Linked DNA regions of Homo sapiens: all the other regions are linked to region 3. The links are chromatin loops, found by intact Hi-C in ENCODE. Cell type or tissue: B cell. All regions are shown on one strand.

Region 1 (2,500 bases), 51 kb after region 3:
TCGTGAACTAGTACCGTGGTTGGGGAGAGGGCACGTGCTAATTGGCCAGGCAGGAGCCACTTGCTCCCGGAAACCTCGAGGGCTGAGAATGAGGTGAGGTGGTTCCACAGTAGAAAAATCAGGGTGCTTCTTTCAGAAGCCGGGGTACGTATGGCCTGCTGGGCAGGCCCACACAGCATACAGATGCTACGAGAGCCTGCTGTGCTTTGTAGGTCACAGACCCCCACGGTGTGCTTGGAAATGCCAGATCATGCTGTGAGGCTTTTCCTCTGCCCCAGCCTCTGGCACGAGACTCCCACGTGTGAAAAGCAGACTCACAGTCCCTGCGTGTCGTGGAGCCCGGGAAATGAAAACGTCAATCTGGGAGGCCCCAGAAGGTGTAGGGGATTGAGTGAGAGAGCCAAGAAGCTGCAGCAGCCGCCGCTGCTGGGACTTCGTGTTTACAAATCACATTATCGGAGCATCTTTGAACTTCTGTTGGCACGTGTGTGACTAATGTTCGAGCTGGTGAGGGCCATGTTGGGAAATGGAAAAGGGAAGTGGGGACGAGCGCTCGTGCTAAAATGGTGCTCTCTTTGGCAATGGCCTTTGGAGGAGGTGACTCACTAGGGGCATTGAGGCAACAAAGAAACTGCTGTGGCTGGATGAAAAAAAGATGCTTCCTCTGCCCCCCTCACCACCCGTGCAAGGGGAAGCCCATGACCTGAGTGTCTTGAAGGAAGCATTTGACCAGGGAGGGTGACCCAGGGTGGAGCCATACTAGACGGTGGTCAGGAAGCTGCCGTGGTGAACAGGTTAGAGTGGAGGTGATGAGTTAAGAGTTCCAGAGCCAGATGTGCAGGGCTGAGCCCTCAGTGTCGTATCTTGTTAGCAGCCTGACCTTGGATGAGATCCTCACCCTGACACCCTGATCTCGGCACCGCCATTATTAGCTGTTTAAGTGTATGCACTCTGCCCCAGTTTGCCTGGGGCAAACTGCCGAACTGTTTGAACCTTGAATTCATTCTCTGGAATAAGCATAATCATAGAAACTAGATGATTTGTCAGGGTTTTGCCGGAGCTGCTGCTTCTCTGCTTTGGAGCAGAGATGGTAGCTTTGGCAGAAAATGGTGGATCATTGCAACTGAGAAGTTAAATAAGAGGTTTCCTCAGCAGAGAGAGCAGGATGGAAGGGGTCCTCCTGAGGTGTAGGACATGGGGACGTCTTTGTGAGTATCATGCGCACGCACACACACACACAGACACACAAACGCGTGCGCGCGCACACACACGTGCCAGGTGCCACCATGCCGTTGCCTATTATTTTGATGGAGGTAGGCAGGAGCAGGAACTCCTTTTGCAAGAATGACAAAGAAGTGGCATTAGCAAGTTCTGCCTGTCTGTTCCTCTAGGGGAAACCCCATGAAACCACCACAGAGCCACTCTGCTTCCCTTTCTTGGCCCACTCTGGCAAACCCAGCCAGCAGGTAAGTGGGAGCACAGAGCGAGGCAAGGGTTGCCTTTGCTGTGGGGAGGGGTCCATCCTACTGTGTGCCCCCTGATGTCTGCACAGTGTGGATGGAGCTCCCTGGACATCCCTGCCTTCCCCTGGGCTGCCCCAAGTACTGCAGGCCTCACTCACGTGGTGCAGGACTGCTCGGCTACCCACAGGATCCTGGGGGGTGAGAGGGCATTTGCGGTGGGAGCTGAGATCTGCAGGGTCATTAGGAATTAGTGTCAGCTAATGGTGGCTCAGCACTCCTGGGGGAGAGAAGAAAGGAAAGGGAGAGAATAGGGATGTGAGCAGCCCTGATTTGCTGGTTCAGGGATTTCTGAGACCAAAAAGCAACCCACCAGCAAAGCAGAATTAGCTGTGTTATTTAAAGTTATTCACATCAGGATATTTAAATGATCTGTGCCCACTGTGTTCGTGTGGTTTCTATGGGCAAGATGTGTTTTATGTTTTTAAAGTTTGTTTAACTTTTCTCTATATCCATGGAGAATCATTGGAAGATCAAATGATATCTCGATCAGTTGTAGAACTTATTTTATTTTCTATTTTATTTTATTTTTGAGACAGAGTCTCACTCTGTCGCCTGGGCTGGAGTGCAGCGACGCAATCTCGGCTCACTGCAACCTCCACCTCCCGGGTTCAAGTGATTCTCATGTCTCAGCCTCCTGAGTTGTCGAGATTACACGTGTGCACCACCATGCCTAGCTAATTTGTGTATTTTTAGTAGAGACGAGGTTTCGCCACGTTGGCCAGGCTGGTCTTGAACTCCTGACCTCAAGTAATCCACCCGCCTTGGCCTCCCAAAGTGCTGGGATTACAAGCATGAACCATTGTGCCCAGCCTAGAATTTACTTTAAAGTAATTACCAGAATGGTAAATTTCCTCCTTCATGTAGGTCAGAACTTGTCTGTGATCTCTAAAAGTCCTGAGCTTGATCCCTCCGTGGACATGCACCTGGGTCGGGGGCACCGGGAACCAACTGAAGCCTGGTCAGTGTGTCTGTACCAG
Region 2 (2,500 bases), 62 kb after region 3:
TAGGTCCAGAGGTCGATTTAGAACAGACCGTCTTTGTTTTTCTCTTGAAACTAGTGATTCTCAAAGTGGAGTGCCTACGTGTGCAACAGCTGCATCAGTTGGGGGCTTGTGAGAAATTCAGATAGTTGGATGGTACCCAAACCTACGGATCCAGAAGCTTGGAGGGTGGGCCCGGCAGACTGTGTCCTAACAGCCCTTCTGATGCATGCTGAAGCTTGAGAATCACCGCTCTGATGCTCAGGGGATGGATAGGACGCCAGCACCTCTTATTGTCACTTTCTCCTCTCCTTTTAAGACCCATGGGGGAGAGAGGTGAGGCTCCCTAGCCAAAGAGGAGTTAAGGATCTCACTGCCGTGCCCCTCCAGGCAGAGTCGGTACCTGCGGAGAGGGCTGGAGGAGTTCTTCCAGATTTTGAGATCTCAGCAAATCTCAGTCCCGTTTTTTCTAGACGATTCAGCACTTGCATCTGTGGGCTCCACAGATGCCACATCGATGAAGAGACCTGGTGCCTTCAACTGTTCTGGAGAGATGGTTCCTGGGCTCCCTTCCCATGGGGCTGGTGGTGTGTGACCCTACAAACAAGGGCTTCTCCAGGGTGACCAGGCATTCAGGCGCTGGGGGTCCTTGGGTGAAAATATGCCAGTTCTTTAAAATCATGTAGGTAAAGAGCCAGCCACACATGTACATTTCAGATCTAGCATTGGTAACTCAGACTGCTGTTTTCATAGAAGATCACTTGGCCTCCTTCAGCTTTCTCTCTAATGGCTTTAGTTACTTTAGTGGGCAGTGCACGTGAGCCAAGAAACCACGTCTTTTCCAAATGTATTTACTTGGAGGGCCCCAGGCTCGCGAAGCCGTTGTTGATCTTTTCCCCTTGGTCCATTTTATTCATTTGTGGTTTGGGGACCCCTGAGAGCATTTAAGTAGCCCAGACTCCTCCTAGGGTAAAATAGATAAATGTGTGGGTAGTGCTTTCATCTCTGCCTTCTTGTTTCCCTCTCTTCCTCCACCTTGCTGCCTGGGTGACCACAGGAAAGTAAGAAACCCACTTTCTAGGTGAGCTGAAAACCCTACTCAGAGACCAGGAAGAACTCCATGTAGCCAATGTGTGTTTATTGTGTACATTTTCTGTGCCTGGGGATGGATTTGAGTATGACACTATTGTTGTTCTCAAGGAGCTCCCATGAGTAAGGGATGAAGGCCGCTTATCTCAGGCCACCCAAAGGAGAGCCGCTGTGGGGGTGAGGTGTGGCTGTGCACGGGGGAGGAGAAGCTGGGCAGGGGCAGGGGCTAAATTGCCCAGGAGAAAGCCCCAAAGTGAGGAGCCTGGCCCACTAGACAGAGCAAGGTGGTTCCCCTTCTGGGCTGGAGAGTTGAACTCAAGCTCCCAGAATTCAGCCTACACGAGAGGGGCTTTCTGGTGACTGAGCGTGAGTGCGTGAGGGTGAGGACGGAGCCTCTGGCAGCCTGTGCCGCTTACTTGCTTTGCATGGGTGGGCAGGGGGTGCCTTCTGGGACTCCCAGCTCTGCCAGCTGAAAAACAAAACTGCTCACAGCTACGCAGTGTGTGGCACTCAGTTGGCATCCTTCTAGGGTGTCATTTCACTCGAGGGTGCTGGTCACGGCTCTTTGCTGTGGAGATGCTTCTCTTGGTAGTTTCCTACCCACCCTCTTAGACCTGTTTCTCCCCGCTGGGACCCCTCCCACTAGTTAATGAGGCTTCCCACTGGCAATCTCCTGTTACCTTCTACCTGATTATCAATTTGACAGTTGATGATCAAGGCCTTGGCAGGTCATGGCTTCGACTGTAACTTCAACCCTGGAGTATTTGCCTTTGGATATTGGATTCCTAGACGCCGCAGAGGAGTCTCAGGTATGATGGGAAAGTGTTTTGGGAACTGCCTTTTGCAGTTCTCGGTCAGGGACCAGGTTTGTTTCTGGGGCTCGTTTTCATTCAGCCCATCAGCTTTCTATGATTGTAAATGGAGGAATCGGGGGACAGTGTGGGGTGAGATGGAACTAGCACCAGTCTTGGAGACAGACTACTGGGTTCAAGCTAGCCCGATTATAAAATGAAAATAAATACTTCCCTCCCAGGGTTTTTATAAGGGTCAAATAAACTACTGTATATCAAGTTACTGGTCCACAGTAGTCCTTTAGCTACTAAAAACAACAAAAAGATAAGATCTAATGGTGAGATAAAGGCAGTGAATGTGATTTGGGGGATATCCAATGCTGGGGAAAAAGGGAAACTTAACCCGTTTTTCCTGCCTGTTATCCAGCCTGTCTCATTTTTGGGAGCTTGAGCGATCGATCTGGGGTACGAAATTTTCTTGGAGTGCCCTTGCCCATGTTCAAATGAAGGCACATGAGGCCATTTTCAGAAGTTTGCCAGGGTCTTGCACTGGTTTGTTTGCAGTTCTTGGTCAAGGACCATGTTTGTTTCTGGGTCTTGTTTTCATTTACCCCAGCAGCTTTGTATGGTTGTAGCCCTCGTGG
Region 3 (2,500 bases):
AAATTTCTAGGGCTTCTAAGTCTCAGAAGTCCTGGTTGGATGATCTGTTTGGGAGAGCTCCTTCTCTCCACTGCCACCCCCAGGGACAGCGTGCCTCACTCGTAGAAGGTACTAAGAATTTGCCTGGATATTGGAGCTTTGGAATCTGTCATGGCTGGGGAGGTTGGTGAGTGGGGCACGGTTTTAAGGGAAGGTATAAGGTTCTCCCCAGGGACTAGGGGCGGGGGAGACCAAAGGATTTGTCTTGTTGTTAACAACAGTAGTATGGAGGATGGGGAGTTTGGAAAAAGGAAAGGAAGAAAAGACAAGAAATGGTAATAAGTATGGGCAAGAGTTGTGTGCCCACAATGGACACCTCATGCTAGGGGACCCCCAAGTGTATGGACACTGCCAAGAAGGGGCAAGGAGGGATGAGAGAGGCCTTCTCTGTGCTGAGGTGTGCTTCCCCGGGGCACAGCTGCAGCCTGTAAAGGGTGAACAGTTAGGAACACTTCTTTCTGCTGTCTTCTCTGGGGAGGACACGTGTTGCAACACTTCCTGAGTTGGGGAGGAGGTGACACTTTGCCCCCCACCCTCCTTCAGACTGCTGATGAAGTGTGCTTAGTTATGAACCTACAGCTGTGTTTTTGCAGCGTTCCCCCCGCCTGTGCACCCGCCAGTCCCACGGGGGGCTCCCCTCCCTCCTTCCGTCCCTGGTCCTTCCCTCTGCTGGCTGGTGACTCACTCAGCTCTTGTGCAACAGCCCAGGCTCTCGCTCAGAGAAGAGCTGTTTTCCTCCATCCCATAAGCCCCCGTCCTAATTTATGTCTTTTCATTTGGGTTAATGCTTTCCACATTTAGGTCTGGAGATTAGCGTGTGGCTCATTGATGCAACCACCAAAACCCCAGTGCCAGCTTGGGTCTGGCACAGAGAGGCAGCCAGCCAGCCAGCCAGACAGACAGACAGACAGAGGACAGCTTGGAGCATGACCCCCAGCCTGTTGGTCTGCAGCTGGCCCAGCCCTGCCAGCCACAGAGGCAGAGCGAGGAGGCAGCCCTGACTCCTGGCTTGCCAGAGAATCATTCTCATGCCAGTTTCCTGTGAAGGACACGCATCTTGGAATGGCGTGAAGAGGAGATTGCCCCAAGCCTGTGACTTCTCATTGAGGAAACTGTGTGTCGGGAAGTGAGAGGCACAAGTTCTAGGGTGTGGAAAAATGCGATCTCTGTGGCTTTCAAAGCTGTCACACAACACAGTGTGTGTGTGTGTGTGTGTGTGTGTGTGTGTGTGTGGTTTTTCTCTTCTCTTTAGAACAATAATATTACCTTTGTTGCTATGGTGTTGTTATGGGGGTGGCTAATTGGACACAGCCCTGATGCTGGCTGGTGTGTGGTGTCCATAGTGATTATCAGACGGCAGCCATGGGACCTGCTTTGATTTTCTTCCCTGGAGTGAGAAGCAGGCAGAGGATCACTCGGTGGCTGTGTATACCCTGCCTTTGGTGGTGGCACCCCAGTCAGAAACGGGACCCTGAAGCTGGGATTTAGGTAAGGGGAGGACCTTTCCAAGGCTTGTTTACAGCTCAGATTTGCAGAGGACCAGGTATTTGGGAACTCCTCTTCTGAAGAACCAGATTGCAGGGCAGGGCACAACGAGGGGCCTGTTGCATCTTGGGAGCACAGGGCTGTGTGCTCTGGTAACCTGGGCCCACTCACCTGGCAGGCACTGGCTTCCTTCCCAGTGAGACTGTAGCATTGACGGAAAAGTGCATGGTGGCTCATGCCTGTAATCTCAGCACTTTAAGAGGCTGAGGCAGGAGGATTTCTTGAGCCCAGGAGTTTGAGATCAGCCTGCGCAACATAGGGAGACCCCCATCTCTACAAAAAATAATGAAAGAAAAAAAAAGATTAGCCAGGCGTGGTGGTGCATGCCTGTAGCCCCAGCTACTCGGGAGGCTGAGGCAGGAAGATCACTTGAGCCCGGGAGGTTGAGGCTGCAGTGAGCTGTGATCACACCACTGCACTCCAGCCTGGGCAAGATAGCAAGACCCTATCTTGAGAAACAAAAGAGACAGAAGTATGTTTGGTCAGTATGTATACCCAAAAGTATATCTGTTAATTTTATACTTATCAAATAGGTAATATATGCTCAGGTCTGATATCTGAAAGGTACAAAAAACGTAGAGTGAAAAGTTGGTCTCCTTCCCATCCCTGTCCTCAACCTATCAGTTCCCTTCCCGAGTGGCAAACAAGTGATCAGTTTCTTGTGGGTACTTCCAGAAGTAGTCCAGGAATTTCCAAATATGTTTCATTTTATTTTCCTTAACCCAGGAAACCGTGTGTCGGGAAGTGAGAGGCACAAGTTGTAGGGGGCGGAAAAATGCGATCTCTGTGGTTTTCTGAACACAGGTATCCCCTCTATACTTCTGCACCTTGCTGGTGCTACTGATGCTTTTTGTTAAATCATATAACATATCTTGGAGTTTAGTCAATAGGAAGAGCTTCCTCCTCCTGTTTAATG

Evidence for each region. A loop is a pair of places that touch in the nucleus more often than their neighbours do. Peaks named below come from ENCODE experiments on the same cell type or tissue, not always from the same donor. Only the 100,000 strongest peaks of a DNase experiment are listed, where the experiment ranks them.
Region 1: it touches region 3 in a loop (7-fold over the local background); 16 of 110 quality-filtered maps call a loop at or near these places.
Region 2: it touches region 3 in a loop (7-fold over the local background); 17 of 110 quality-filtered maps call a loop at or near these places.

Annotation. Positions count from the first base shown.
Region 1 is chr17:10,062,037-10,064,536 of GRCh38, reverse strand. All of the region lies in intron 1 of GAS7 (growth arrest specific 7), which reads left to right. Among named protein-coding and RNA genes, the nearest start is that of GAS7, 140 kb to the left of the region's middle. In B cell, no CTCF peak of the experiment used is centred here; DNase peaks (open chromatin) are centred at 585 and 1,416.
Region 2 is chr17:10,051,605-10,054,104 of GRCh38, reverse strand. All of the region lies in intron 1 of GAS7 (growth arrest specific 7), which reads left to right. Among named protein-coding and RNA genes, the nearest start is that of GAS7, 150 kb to the left of the region's middle. In B cell, no CTCF peak of the experiment used is centred here; a DNase peak (open chromatin) is centred at 1,464; H3K4me3 peaks cover 496 bases; H3K27ac peaks cover 1,702 bases.
Region 3 is chr17:10,113,469-10,115,968 of GRCh38, reverse strand. All of the region lies in intron 1 of GAS7 (growth arrest specific 7), which reads left to right. Among named protein-coding and RNA genes, the nearest start is that of GAS7, 84 kb to the left of the region's middle. RefSeq lists a silencer at 656-715. In B cell, no CTCF peak of the experiment used is centred here; DNase peaks (open chromatin) are centred at 638 and 1,178; H3K4me3 peaks cover 1,183 bases; H3K27ac peaks cover 2,439 bases.